2 separate regions of the Mus musculus genome follow, and region 2 is linked to region 1. A link is a loop called in an ENCODE intact Hi-C map of the cell type or tissue named here. Cell type or tissue: left cerebral cortex. All regions are shown on one strand. Links, peaks and the distances in the headings refer to the core of each region. The heading gives the core; the rest is flanking DNA.

Region 1 (7,693 bases), core at 1,732-6,731:
CCTCTTTCCTAATCAGGTCCCCCTCTCCCTGCCCACCTCCCTGCCACCGTAATTGCTTTTTTCTCCCTCCCAAGTGGGATTGAAGCATCCTCACTGGGGTCCTTCTGCTTGTTTACCTTCTTGAGTTCCATGGATTGTACCCTGGGTATTCTTTACTTTTTTGGTTCCTTTCAAGTCCTGTAATTTCCATATCTTTAATATTGACAATAAAAAATAGTGTTGATCATGACACTTCTAGTCTTATTTCCATGATTTTAAGTCACCAAGAAAAGTATTTTGTGGTCATTGACAATGCTGAATTTATGTTTTTATGTTAGTATAGGTGCAAAATCCTAGCCTACCATGGTCAGAAATGATGTCCATTTCTCTATTAACATTTTAAAATTTTCATCTTCAAAAACAAAATTTCTTCATCTCTAAATGAAGAGATCCAGACAATGGCTTCTTCAGGGCTAAGCCCTCCTGATAGGTCAATCGATCCCATTTGGTTATCACTGAATACCTGTATGTATGATCAACATTAAATGAGCTCAGCTGGTTAAATTTTATATGTGTAACAATAATGAAGAGAGAAGTCCTGAGTTTGAGGGAGGATGAGAGGACATGGAAAGAATTGGCAGTGTAGAGGATGGGGTAGAATATTATTTGAACACAGAACTCATGTATGAAATTCTTTTAAAAAATTAATAAATAGCACACATAATGCTCACTATCTAAAGATTATTGAGATGAAAATTTGTCACAGAGAAAATCACAGAAGAGTGAATTGCAGGTATATGAAACAACATGGAAAAGGACATGAAATTGGACAACTTATTCAGATAACTATGGTAAATTTACAAGTTGTTTAGGAGACAGGACTAAATTAGGAAATAATTTCCTATAAATTTATTGAGAAATTTTCTTTCCATTCTGCAAAATAAATGAATTCTTTCTAGATATGGGGGTAGTCATACTATGGTCCTGGAGCCAAGTCCAGCTTGATACTTATTTCTGCAAATAAAATTGTACAATATGATAAAGCTCATAAATTTGCATATTGTCTATGGCTGTTTTAATGTTAAAAACAGCAAAATTGAGCAATTATGATACAGGCTACATGGCCCATAAAGTTCAGAATATTTGCAACATGACTATTTACAGAAAAAAAATCTGTAAAGGGAAATTGAAAATGGTCAGAGGTATGGCAAGGTAGAACTAATAATTGATGATTATTATAGGAGTTACATACAGGGAACTTGAGAATTGATCAGTAAACTTTTGAGTAAATCTGGATTTTGAAACTTGAGGTAGAAACATTGGAACACAGAAAATACAGGTACAAGGCATTGTGTGGGTAGATCCAACTCCACTTGACAATATTTGCTATGTGGAAGATTAAAAGAAAAGAGACCACTGGGGTTTTACTCCAGAGTCACTAGCTGGATGTTGTTGTGAAGTAAAACAGGTCACATAGTGAGACCATCATATTTAAGAAACAACTTGAGTATGACCCTGGTTATGTTGACTTTGCTATGCCAATAAAATATCATGGTAGAAATGTTTAATTTACATACGTTTAGAACTCATAAAAAGGGAGGAAGATCAGACACTAGGAAATGAAAGTTAGCAATATGAGAGAAAAATGTTTGTGTCAGCACATATCAATTATATAGTTATGGGTTTCTTTATGAAAATTTTTGTTCTAATTCTGTATGTTTCCTATAAATGATATAATTCTGTTCTTTTAATGAATGAGTAATACTCCTTTGTCATTCTGACAATTATATTGTGATTGGCATCTAAGCTTATTTCATTTATTGGCTATTATATATAGTACAACAATAATAATTATGGGTATCTTAGTATCTCAATTGTATGGTGATTTTGATTCCTTCAGGTATATTCTTAGCATGATATCACTGTATCATATAGCAGTTCTATATTTAGTTTTAAAAGGAATATCCATACTAATTCCCATAGCAGTTGAACTCATTTATTTGCTTTCCTACCAACAGTGTATAAGTTTCTTCTCCTACTAATTGTCAGTAACATGTTCTTATTTTCTTGCTTAGGGTGAAATGATATATTAATATGCTTTTAGTTGATATTTTCCCTAATAGCTGAAGATGAATTTTTAAAAGATTATTAGCTATTTATACTTCTTTGGTAAGAATCTTTTAAATGTTTGTGTTCATTTATTGATTGAACATCTTGTTCTTTTGGTGCTAATCATTTTTAGTTCTTTATATATCCAGGATGTTAATCCTCTACTGAACCATAACACAATAAATGCTAAGTTTAAAAAATTTATAGTTAGCATTGTTCTGAATGGGGACAAACTGAAAGCATTTCTCCCAAATTCAGAAAGTAAGTAAGGATACTATTCTTCCCACTCTTATTCAATACAACACAGTTATTTTTAACCACAGCAATTATGTACGAGAAAGAAATAAAAAGGATACTAACAGGAAAATAACTTGATACTATGTCTACTTGTAAATGATATGAGTTTGTAAACATTAATTACAAACACACTGAGGAAAAAAAGTCAGAAAAGCAACCACGCAACCTCATCAATTATAGATTATAGTCTCAAACACACACACACACACTGAGGAATAAACTTATCTGAGTCAAAGACCTCTATAGTGGGGTCTGGAGAGATGGCGCAGTGGTTAAGAGCACTGACTGCTCTTTCAGAGATCCTGAGTTCAATTCCCAACAACCACATGGTGGCTTAAAACCATCTATCATAGGATCTGATGCCTTTTTTTTGGTCTGTAGAAGACAACAACAATGGACTCATATACAAACAAACAACCCACTCCCCAAACAAAACAAAACAAAACAAAACAAAACAAAACAAAACAAAACACCTCTACAGTGAAACTTACAAAATAAGAAATAAATTGAAGATGATAGTACATGTTGAAGAGGCTGTCCATGCTCATAGGTTGGAAGAATTAAAAATGTGACAATGAGTGTATTATAAAAATTTACTGAGCTTCTATGTAATATTCACTCAAATTCCAATGGTTTTCGGTGTTGAAATAGACAAGAATAATCCTAAAATGTATATAGAGACATTAAAGATCCTAAATAGCCCAAACCATCCTAGACACAAAGAATAGTGCTGGAGACAGCACAGTACCTGATTCCAAATTATCCCCCAGAGCCTGAGGAATGAGAAGGACATAACATTGAGATAAATAAATGCAAGAGACTCCTGAAGCCAAATGAAAAAAAAAATCAGTATTCTGAGAAGGGAACATTGGAAAACAACCGTGTTTGAAATAGAATAGAAAAGGAAACAATGAAAGTAAATCAAAGTGGTCCAAGAGTTCAAAGAAAATCCAATGCTATAAAGTGTTCTGGAGGCTCAAAGAAGACATGAAAGCATGAGCATCTTGTCAGCAGAGACAGAAGCTTCAGAAGTGTGTGGGAAGATGAGGAATGACATACTAACTTTGGATTTTGCTTAACTCATAGACTTTCAGAGAATTGATTTGGTGAAAAGAACTATGTAAGCCAGGCTTTTACTCACAGATGCTAGATTATATGGCCAAGATAAGGAAGTTTGATTGCTTGCAATGTCAATAAGACACATTGAGTGAATGATGGCAGACTTCTGAAACTATATGTGTATTCAAGGTGCAAGAAATCTCCCCTTATCAAAAGTTTCTTGTGCAACTGGCATACACAGATGTGCTGCACAAAGCAATTGAATTGAGTGTCTGTGTAAGAAGACTGGCCCTGACAAACATCCCTCTTCCAAGAAACTCCTACATTTCAGAAATCTTGAGCTGTGTTCATTTTGTAATATTGTGAACTATTGCTTGGGGCCTTCACATGTTTATTGCATCTACTGGAAATAGCTGATTTTCTAATCTGCCTTGCTCAATGGCCAAATGGGTCAGATTGCATTGTGCTGGTCACTTGAGAACAAGAAAGAATCAGTTGGGTCATAGAAAAGCAGACAGCATAAACTGCCATTATGCAGCATAAATTAAAGTTGCAGAAGTTATGAGGAAATGATCACATGGGAGGCATAAGACAGCTGAATTTATATCCCAAACTCAGATATTTTCCTGGCTTTAAAATTGGAATGTCTGAAGACTGTCTGAATATTTCTCCAGAGAGTCAAACCGGGACTGATGGGGTGGGAAGGCGGGGGAGTTACAGGGAAGCAGAATTTTGCCTTACCATATGGAAGAGCTTTTAGGCTTCTAGGACACACTATTCCAGGAATTGCTTAAGCATACTAATTGGAAAGCTAGTGGTGACTTAAGCTTTGGTGTGCTCATAGAGAGCCAAGCATAAGAAGAACATGGGGCTGGGAGTTGGGGTTATTAGCTAAACAAGGTTATCCACATTTCTCTGGGCCCATTTCCTTGTTTGTAATTTGAAGACATTATATTAAATGACCCTGGAAGGCCCTACAGCTCTTATAATCTAAGATTCAATTTTGTTAGCAAGACACAGTAGTATAATGCTTGGGGGGAAGAGGAGTGCAGCAGTTGGATTCTAATATTTCATCCTTTTTCTTTTTTTTCCATTTTTTATTAGGTATTTAGCTCATTTACATTTCCAATGCTATACCAAAAGTCCCCCATACCCACCCACCCCCACTCCCCTGCCCACCCACTCCCCCTTTTTGGCCCTGGTATTCCCCTGTACTGGGGCATATAAAGTTTGCGTGTCCAATGGGCCTCTCTTTCCAGTGATGGCCGACTAGGCCATCTTTTGATACATATGCAGCTAGAGTCAAGAGCTCCGGGGTACTGGTTAGTTCATAATGTTGTTCCACCTATAGGGTTGCAGATCCCTTTAGCTCCTTGGCTACTTTCTCTAGCTCCTCCATTGGGAGCCCTGTGATTCATCCATTAGCTGACTGTGAGCATCCACTTCTGTGTTTGCTAGGCCCCGGCATAGTCTCACAAGAGACAGCTACATCTGGGTCCTTTCGAAAAAATCTTGCTAGTGTATGCAATGGTGTCAGCGTTTGGATGCTGATTATGGGGTGGATCCCTGGATATGGCAGTCTCTACATGGTCCATCCTTTCATCTCAGCTCCAAATTTTGTCTCTGTAACTCCTTCCATGGGTGTTTTGTTCCCAATTCTAAGGAGGGGCATAGTGTCCACACTTCAGTCTTCATTCTTCTTGAGTTTCATGTGTTTAGCAAATTGTATCTTATATCTTGGGAATCCTAGGTTTGGGGCTAATATCCACTTATCAGTGAGTACATATTGTGTGAGTTCCTTTGTGACTGTGTTACCTCACTCAGGATGATGCCCTCCAGGTCCATCCATTTGGCTAGGAATTTCATAAATTCATTCTTTTTAATAGCTGAGTAGTACTCCATTGTGTAGATGTACCACATTTTCTGTATCCATTCCTCTGTTGAGGGGCATCTGGGTTCTTTCCAGCTTCTGGCTATTATAAATAAGGCTGCTATGAACATAGTGGAGCATGTGTCCTTCTTACCAGTTGGGGCATCTTCTGGATATATGCCCAGGAAAGGTATTGCTGGATCCTCCGGTAGTACTATGTCCAATTTTCTGAGGAACCGCCAGACTGATTTCCAGAGTGGTTGTACAAGCCTGCAATCCCACCAACAATGGAGGAGTGTTCCTCTTTCTCCACATCCACGCCAGCATCTGCTGTCACCTGAATTTTTGATCTTAGCCATTTTGACTGGTGTAAGGTGGAATCTCAGGGTTGTTTTGATTTGCATTTCCCTGATGATTAAGGATGTTGAACATTTTTTCAGGTGCTTCTCTGCCATTCGATCTTTGAAGAAAGAAATTAAAGAAGATCTCAGAAGATGGAAAGATCTCCCATGCTCATGGATTGGCAGAATAAACATTGTAAAAATGGCTATCTTGCCAAAAGCAATCTACAGATTCAATGCAATCCCCATCAAAATTCCAACTCAATTCTTCAATGAATTAGAAGGAGCAATTTGCAAATTCATCTGGAATAACAAAAAACCTAGGATTGCAAAAAGTCTTCTCAAGGATAAAAGAACCTCTGGTGGAATCACCATGCCTGACCTAAAGCTTTACTACAGAGCAATTGTGATAAAAACTGCATGGTACTGGTATAGAGACAGACAAGTAGACCAATGGAATAGAATTGAAGACCCAGAAATGAACCCACACACCTATGGTCACTTGATCTTCGACAAGGGAGCTAAAACCATCCAGTGGAAGAAAGACAGCATTTTCAACAATTGGTGCTGGCACAACTGGTTGTTTTCATCCTTTTTCTTAAGAGGAACTTTTATGGGAGAGACTTTCTGTAACTCTTTTCCATTAAAGCCTCAAAAACAAGGAATTTTCATAGGATAATGGAAAATTCTTTTTCTGTGTGTATGTGTGTCTGTGTGTGTGTGTGTGTGTGAAAGGTGAAGACTGATGAAAACAATAAGAAATAGGGAAGACCACAGACTTGAAGAACATCCGGGTTGGAATGCCTGCGACTCTTCTTGGCTATAACCTTGGCCAACTTGCTTACTTCTAAAGAGCCTAAGTTTACGTATTGGAACACTTGAGAGGATAACCATACCTACATGTCAAAGTTTTAGAAGAACCAATGAAGACCTGTACATTATTTTCATTTCATTTTGGGGGTGTGTTGGGGGCAGATAAATAACATATGAAGTACCTTCTTTTGTTCAAAATAAAATTAAGGAACTTCCCTATCTGTTTTTTAAAATATTAAAGGAAGTACATGAGAGAGAGAGAGAGGTGGGGGAGGGAGAAAGGGAGGGAGGGAGAGAGAGAGAGAGAGAGAGAGAGAGAGAGAGAGAGAGAGAGAGAGAGAGAGAGAGGCAGAGAGATTCTAACAGCTGTTGAGGGCAATTCCTCCTTCAGATTTCAAGCTTCACACTTGCAACTGCAGGTCCTTTGCTTTGCATCTGTATTCTGAAATCTTGCTAAACTTTCTTATTAATGCTAGGATCTTTCCCCATGTCTGCAGTTTGAGATTTCCTATGATAATAATAGACTCTCGTGGATTGGGGTTGTATCTCAATTTAAAGCCATTTCCATCACTATTATGGAAAGCATGCTATTTGAAAATAGAGATTTGAGTTTTCATTTTGTTAAGATAGATCTACATGTCTGATTTTTTTCTTCCTTTTTCTTATCACATGACCTAGAACTTGTACCATTATGTCAGATTGGACTCTATATTCACGAATTTGTCACAATTACTGAAGAATGGATACAAACAGTCAGTATGTTACACTTGCCCATCTAAAATTTATATTGGCCTTTCCTGGTCCTCAGGCCAGAACCATGCAAACTTGTCCTAAGAGAGAGAATCGTGCCTAGGAATCCCTGGGCACTTTCTTTCTCTTTCTCTTTCTGGTGTTTATAGTTCATTTCTCTATAGGGAAGTTTAGATGAATCACTCAGCTCAGCACCCAGAAATACTAAGCACCAAGCACATGTTAGTGCTTATTTATTTATCCTTCTTACAAGGTGGAACAAAGCTTTGCAAAACTGGCAGCACCTAGTCTGATAAAACCACAACACTGACAGGTTCCAGTATCTTTATTCTTTAGCTTGTTTACTTCCTTTCTTTTTTAGGAGGAACTGACTTTCCCTGTGACAGAATTCATACTCCTACTCTTCCCTGCTTTATATCCCTAGGGTAGTTAAGTGAGAGGCAGGGACCTATCTCTTATTGGTCTATTTACAGCC
Region 2 (7,693 bases), core at 1,858-6,857, 1.9 Mb after region 1:
AATAAAAAAAAGGCTTAACTTCTAAAGGAATCCATTAAGGATTAATTCAATTATGCTGCCTGTTTGGTAGTCAGTTTGTGAGCTAGACAGTACCATAGATTACTAGATTTTTTCAACATTCTGTGATGATTGAACTGTTGCAAATTTTCAGGTAACAATCTGACAGATAATTAGGACAAAGTGGCACTATACGCTAAATGTAAAATAATATTTTAAAATAAAAATGATGTGATACTGTTTACAAAGCTATTTCCCAGGGGAACACGAATCAACTGCACTTCTAGCCTAGACTCTGGAATAACTAAATCTATCTTGAAAGCCTTATTCTTATTTTGGCTGTCACCTTTGCTATTAATTCTTAAGATTCAAAAAACTAGGGCTGGGTGTGGTGGCACAAACCTTTAATCTCAGCACTCAGGAGGAGTAGGCAGGCAGATCTCTGTGAGTTTGAGGCCAGCATGATATAAATAGCTAGCTCCAGGGTAGCCAGGAGGATCTTGTCTCAAAAAACAAATCCAAAAAAGACTTTTCTAACTAATCCAAAACATGCATTTTTAGTGAATATTTATTTATTAACTGAAAGCTAACTACAGCATAAAATAACTAAACAGTTTATCCAATAAAATACAATATAATTTGATCACATTTTCAGTATTTCATTTGCCTATTAACAGCCCAAAATATGTCATTTATTTTCTTAAACAATGTCACTATTTGGCACAAGAATTTATTTACATAATAAATTGTTTCATTTGCCATTTATTCCAACAACTTGAGAACAATTATTTGCAACTAAGCTAACAGAATTTGTACACATACTTTCAAGCTAAAATACTGCTAAAAATTTCCAACACACATGCAATTCAATATGTTTACATAGTAACATATGTATTTTTTTAATAAAACCTGTATTCCTAAGCACTTTATAGGATGTGAATACAGGAGTCAGTCTACCCTCTAAGGAAACAAGGTCTTGGGAGGGGAGATGCTGTTGAGCAAGAGTCCTGTGTTCAATTGTATTGAAATGGGCTTGCTAGTCCAGACGTTCAGGAATGCTATTGTGCTATCATAATCATAGATAGCTCAATTCACATAAAACTGCAGCAGACTTTAAGTATAAGCCCTTAGCAACCAAGAAATGAATAGTACAAGCAATGCTGACAAAACACACTCTTATTATGCATGTGAACTTGTTTTTAAGCAAAATTGATATTGAAAATCCAAATATACAAAACACATAGAATGGTTATTTGCATTATAAAATAGTTTTCTGCCTCTTAATGAGATTCCCAAATTTTATCTAAATGGTAGCTCCCTTAATGCACTTAAAATAGAATTTGATTCTTTTAAAACTTCAATTTACACAGCACTTTTTCCACGACCATTGTGAGGAGCAAAGTAGGCTTAAACATAGTTCTTTGATCTCTCTCACACACTAAAGTCTCTTATTGTATAGGTAAAGGCATGTGAGCCAAAATATTACCTTTTACGCCACTAAAATAGATAGTAAATGTTGCCTCTAAAACATGAATATCCCAAAACTTGAAGTATATTAGTGGTTTTTATATTTACAATTCTGGTATTCAACTTTACAAAGTAGATGTAGATAGCACAAATATATAGCTATCATCAGGCCATAATTGGACTTAATTCTGCTGTGATTTAAGTTTATTTTAGTGGGATTTTCCCATTTTATCTATGTAATTCCAAAGATATGTTAATAGCACTTACATGGTAACCAGTCTATTTATGGTTTATTCATTCAATATTTTACTCCAGAGAATTTTAAAACTCAACCTTCTGCACTGGATTCTTGTCCCCACTGCCTACCTGGGAGTGATTTTCATTCAGGTAAAGCTCTCTTCTATTTTGTACTATGCTCCTTACCAAATTTGGGAGGTCTGTGAAGGGAGGGGGATTTAGTATCAGTGGGAGTAGGGGTGAAGGCATGGGGTGAGGCAATTAGAGATCCTGTCTTATATATCTGTGGCCCCTCTGCACACAGCAGCTCCAGGCACCAGGGAAGAGAGCACTCAAGATATATTAAATGAGTGAATGAATGAATGAATGAATGAGGAAACAAATTGAGTAAGAGAACCATCTGGAAGGCTTTGTTAACTCTAGCATTCAAATGTAGTATGTTTCTGGAATGTGTAGTATAGTATCATAAGGAATTTTCAAAGTTTGAGAAATGACAGAAACTATCTTTAATTCGTTACATATACTTTAAAAATCTTTAAAATATTAAGCCCTTTATGACAGGAATTATTTAGAAAAAGTCAGTCAACTTAAAAGTCAGAGGACAAAGAAGACATTAAAGGGTCTTTTTCTTACTCACCAAATGCCTGAGGAAAGAAGGCACGAAGGTTGACCTAAGTTCATACCAAATATTCTTGGCAATGGTGTGAAGTTTGAGGAGTAGTATTTTTGAGAATTTTGTACAAATTTACCCACTGGAATATGTAGAAGCCATGAAAGTAACTAATTAAACAGTAGAATGTAGAGTAATTGCTGTTTGACATTTTGTAGGGCCAGGCATCTAGTTCTGTTCCAGGTGGGGTCCTAGGAATGCCACTATCTTGCCTGGACCAGTACTTGCTAGGCTCACACTCATTACGATCTGCTTGTGAAATAGTAAGGGAAGGAATAACATATCCAGCTGGAGGAGTTAAAAATAAAATCCTTAAAGTAAAATAGCTTTGGTAGTGCTTGAGCCTATAAAGAAAATCAGAATCCAACCAGTGGGAATGTCAATAAAGTAATTAATCTTGAAGTGCTTATACTTGCATTTGACAGTAACAATTAAAACACAAGGTGTGCTATTATGCTTTTAAATAAAACCATTTGTATCATACCTGAAAGACTTGATTTTATAACTCAATGTAAATAAAGTACAAATCTAGAAACATGAAAATATTGAAATGAATAGTAATTATTGAGCTAAAGAATTTGTGGGTTTGAGTTCTTCCAGGAGGCCTCTTCAAAAAATCATGATAATGAATGAGAAGTAAGTTACTTTTCATTAAGATTAATAAACTAATTTGTCATTAACACGCATGTTTTACTTTTCAGGAGAATGAGAACAAACAGTGAAGTAGAATCATGTCATTAACAGATCAAATCACAGTTAAAGCCTATAAAAACTATCTTAATATGATATATGCTGATTTGCCTTCACAATTACTTCCCCAAATATCTGCCTCTGTATAATGTATTGACCATTAAACCAAAGGAAAGCCTCTTTAAGAAAATGTTTAAAACTCTTGTATTTATATATAAATGTCACCCAAAGATGAAGCACTTTCCAGAATGTCCGACTCATTCACTACTCTGGCTTCTTTTATACAAAATGAAAATTTCTATACATATGTGTAGATCACTCTGACCCACCATTTTCAGTTGTGAGCTAATGGATATAAATGGCAATTATGACTTTTAAGCAAACAGTGAATATATTAGTTAGTAGATATCCAGGGATTTCAGATTGTTAAAATCTTTTTTTTCCTTGAGTATCCTTTACTTTTATATATGGGCACAATTACCTTCTGTTGTTTAAAAAGTCCATTTTGCACCATTAATTATTAATCAAAATGATTTGGAGTTAAGTAATTTCTAATTGAAAGCCTGTAGCATGAATTGTTAATACTGGTAATGTACTATTAGTCAATTTAATGCTTTAAAAGTAACTTATCAGGATCCACTTCAATCTCCACATGATAATAAAGGATTATTATGTGCAGTAACCTATTTATGAAAAGGAAACAGTGTGCTTCTTTCAGACGCCATCACTTGCTTTAATAAGGAATTGAAAAGCTGGACTACTTTATATGCTGATCACCATCCCAGTTGCATAAGGATTTACAATAGACAAAACAAAACTATTTTTGTTGTAAAGAAAGGCTGTTTGTTTAAATCATACAATAATGTTTGCATCTAAAAATTATTTACAGTCTAATAAGGCTTCATAAATGTTATATAGAGTTGGTTAGTTAAAATAATTGATTGCTAAGAACAAAACGAAAGGCTTGCTGAAGCTAAGAAGAAAAAATTTCAAGTAAAGCGTGCCCCAAGAAGGCAGAAGGAAAAAAGACGCTTACTGCTGTGGTTTAGGTAACTGTTAATGGATTTGGAGATGCAAATAAGTGCCTGATTTGATAGCACCTCATTAACACTTCAATTAAAATCAAGAGGAAAATCTCTCTTTGTGAAAATTGAGAAGAATTCTGTGTCTAATTTTTGATTCTCAAAGAAATAAAATTTGAGATATGTAATTTTTATCTCTGCTGTCTTGAATTTGCAGAGAACTTACGTGGGAAGTTTTCATCTTACCTTTGAAGTCTTCAAGGTATTTAATGGCTCTTGTGTCTTGGTTAAATGAGGTGTGTGGCGGCCTCTACTGGTATGTGTTTATAGAAAATGTTGCAATAGGCAGAAAAAATATTAGTTTCAATTAAAAAGTTAGAAATACAGAGTTTCATTTAAATATATAAAAATATCTAATGCAGAAAAAATATACTACTAGTTGTGCAATGTACTCTTAATTAGGAAAATAATCTAAAACATTGACCATGTTAGTGTAAAATAATGATTCACAGAAGGGCATTAATTGTTCAATTCACTCTGATATTGGGTTAAATATATTTTATTAATGAATTATTAATCCAGAGGTGGCTTATGCCCTCTAGTCCACTGTTAAATCCCCTTACTTGACTTAAATAAAATCACTTATACCAAACCCAGAAGAAAGGAAATATTTTACATTTACATCTATAAAGTCCTAAGCTAGAATCGTTTGATGACAGGCTGGTTTCTATAACTCAAGCAAACTGTACGTTGACTTAATATAGTTGACATATAGATCTATTTTACATTGATTTCAATTTTAAAAATACAGCACATTAAAATACTTTCAATTTTCAAAGCTAAAAGCAACATTTAAGTTACGTCTTTAAGTGCAAAGGCACTTTCACACAAAGTAGCGATGCCCAGGCCTATACTCGGTAACTGAAGATGGCAATACCATAGACCATTATTTACAAAAAAAAAAAAAAAAAAAAAAAAAAAAAAAAAAAAAGTTGTAGTCCCAAAAGATCTTTGGAGATCTTCTACAAAATGTTTTCATTTGAAAACTTTGCCTACTTTTCCTTCATTCTCTGTCATTTCTTTCCACTCCCACACTGGGAAAGAAAAAAAAAAGAAAGAAAAAAAAAGAAAGAAAATAGAAATGAAACCTAAACAAAAATACATGAAAAAATGCATTGTAGAAACATTCATGTTCTCTGACGGTTTCTAAGAAGAGAGGGGGAACGGGATTAGGAGAGCAAAAGAGAAAATAATTTAAAGGAAAGCTTGCGAGAGCAAGATCATTGCTTCACCCCATCTCCCAAAGGCTTTCAGTCTCCCATTAGCACTGGGGAAGGGAGGACACAACAAAAGCAAAGGCAGTGCTTCCAACAGTCTGGAGCTGCATCCTTTGATGCTAGAGGGTTGTAAATGGTTTCCCTTCACAGCTGACTGATTGCAGTTTGTTTTTCCAGAACTTCGAGGTAGTCTGGTTCCGATTGCGGTTTAGCTTGCAGTAAAGGGTGGTCTGGCTTTGACTGCCCCACAAAGCATTTTCTGGGAGTCCCATATAAAACGGTTTTATTGATTCTGTCTTGGTTTTGGCGTCGAGATTCATATGAAGGGGCAAACTGCCTTTTAGGTAAGGTACAAAAGTTATAGTGGACTAGGCCTGCACTGGGAAGTTCTTTAACTCGCTCAGCAATATTCTGATACAGCAGCTCAGGCTCTCTTGGTGTGGCCTGTTTTTCTAGCAACTCAGTGGCACTTATTGTGTAAGCAAGTGTGGCAGGTTCTTCTTTTTTTTCCTCCAGGTTGCCATAGCTGAAGTCCTGCAGATTTCGGTAATAGGCCACTGGGTCTCCTTCCTTCTGCATGTAGATGGGGTTTTGGCACATCTGACCCACAGGTGGAGGAATGTAGTTATAGACGTGGCCATCAGCTTTATCATTAGTCTCGGTGTTGTAAGACCCATATTGTAACTGGAAGGAACTTACATCTAAGTTGGTGGCATTCCTGGGAACATTTGGCACTCCCTTTCGACGCTTCAGAACAAAGACGAACAACCCCGCCCCAAAACAGACAGACAGGATAAAAACCACAAGCAATCCTAAAATTAAAACGGAGAGTGGAACTTCAGTGTGTAGTTCGGGGTAAGAACTAGGAGACACACTAAGTGATCTAGGTGTGTCTGTGTTGTGATTCATTGACAAAATAGTCCCATCTGACAGGTTAGGATTTTCTGGACAAATAGCCTCCCTTCCCAGGAATTTCAGTATCTCCCCTGCATGCTTAGCGGGAGACTCACAAGTCACCTCATTGATGATGACAGGAGAATTGGCATGTTCGGTCCAGTCCTTTAGCCCCATGATGTCACAGGTGCAGTCCCATGGGTTCTCTTGCAGATCTATCTGGATAAAAGCAGGAAGCTGGTCCAGGACCCCTTTCACAGGCAGGTGAGAAAAATGATTGTTTCTCAGATTCAGCCTGGTGAGGGCTGTGCCCCCAAATATATTATCAGGTAAGGACCTCAGCAGGTTGTTATTCAGAAACAGGAGCTGGAGGTTAATCAAAGCATCAAAGGTCAGAGGCTTAATTTCCTTAATGACATTATACTCTAAATAGAGATACTGCAAGCTCTGCAGTCCATCAAACATAGAAGGATACAGCACTTCAAGGTAATTGCCATTCAGATAAAGTCTTCGTAAACTGGTCAGGTTTGTAAAGGCACCTTCCTGAATGACTGCAATCCTGTTGTTTCCTAAATGCAACAAATCCAGTGAACTGTATTCTAAGAGGTCATTCTTATAGACTGTTTGGAGATAGTTCCCTGTTAGGTAGAGTTTCTTTGGACTGGTAGGTTTGGGCTGTAGGTCAGAGATGTTAGTGAACTTCCTTTCTTGGCAATTCACATTTAGACCATTGTCTGAGCTCTGAGAAGTACAGACACAGCTGCTGGGACAGGTGAGGGCCACGGGGGACTTGGTCTGGTACACCATGATCGGGCCAAAGCTCTGCCGGTCTTTTGACACAGTCACTCGAGGAGTCGGACGATTTCTCATTTTGGGTGGCCGGCTGGCTTTTGGAGCTCTGGTTGGGTTGAGAGCAGGATTTGTTGTAGGGGTCAGCCTTTGAACATGTGTGTCTGAATGGCTGCTCCTCTGACTAGAATCACCACTTGCACTTTTTCTGGGACAGAGGTCTTGTCTGGTCAGCTGGGTCACATCTTTCCCATGTAACCTGAAAGGGGTTTCACAGACAATCTCCCCCACAAAAACAGTAATGGTGTCCAGCCATGCCTTGAGAGGAAGTAAGTCACAGGTGCAATTCCACGGGTTTTCTTCCAGCTGAATTTCCATGATTCCTCCAATATGTTCAAGGACACCAGCAAAAGGCATTACTTTCAACCTGTTCCCCCTCAGGTCTAAGTGAGTCAGCAGGACAAACCGAAACACATTACTGGGCAAAGACAGCAAAAGGTTGTCATTCAGGATGAGTACTTTCAGCTTATTCAGTTTGCTGAATGCCCCTGCCTCGATGGTGCTGATGTAATTGTAGTCAGCTTGGAGGTACTCCAGACTCTCTAGGCCTAGAAAAGTGTCCTCTCGCAATACCTCCAGTTTGTTGTTAT

What was found. A loop is a pair of places that touch in the nucleus more often than their neighbours do. Peaks named below come from ENCODE experiments on the same cell type or tissue, not always from the same donor. Only the 100,000 strongest peaks of a DNase experiment are listed, where the experiment ranks them.
Region 2: it touches region 1 in a loop (4-fold over the local background); 2 of 42 quality-filtered maps call a loop at or near these places.

Annotation. Positions count from the first base shown.
Region 1 is chrX:68,554,403-68,562,095 of GRCm38, reverse strand. No RefSeq gene overlaps it. Among named protein-coding and RNA genes, the nearest start is that of Fmr1os, 120 kb to the left of the region's middle. In left cerebral cortex, for the core only: no CTCF peak of the experiment used is centred there; DNase peaks (open chromatin) are centred at 3,514 and 4,157.
Region 2 is chrX:66,654,257-66,661,949 of GRCm38, reverse strand. It overlaps Slitrk2 (SLIT and NTRK-like family, member 2), which reads right to left. Exons shown (of 3, transcript NM_001161431.1): 3 at 548-7,693. The coding sequence ends at 5,505. Among named protein-coding and RNA genes, the nearest start is that of Slitrk2, 8.8 kb to the right of the region's middle. In left cerebral cortex, for the core only: a CTCF peak has its summit at 4,422 (motif pointing left); DNase peaks (open chromatin) are centred at 5,440, 5,742, 6,000, 6,809 and 1 more place; H3K4me3 peaks cover 2,387 bases; H3K27ac peaks cover 387 bases.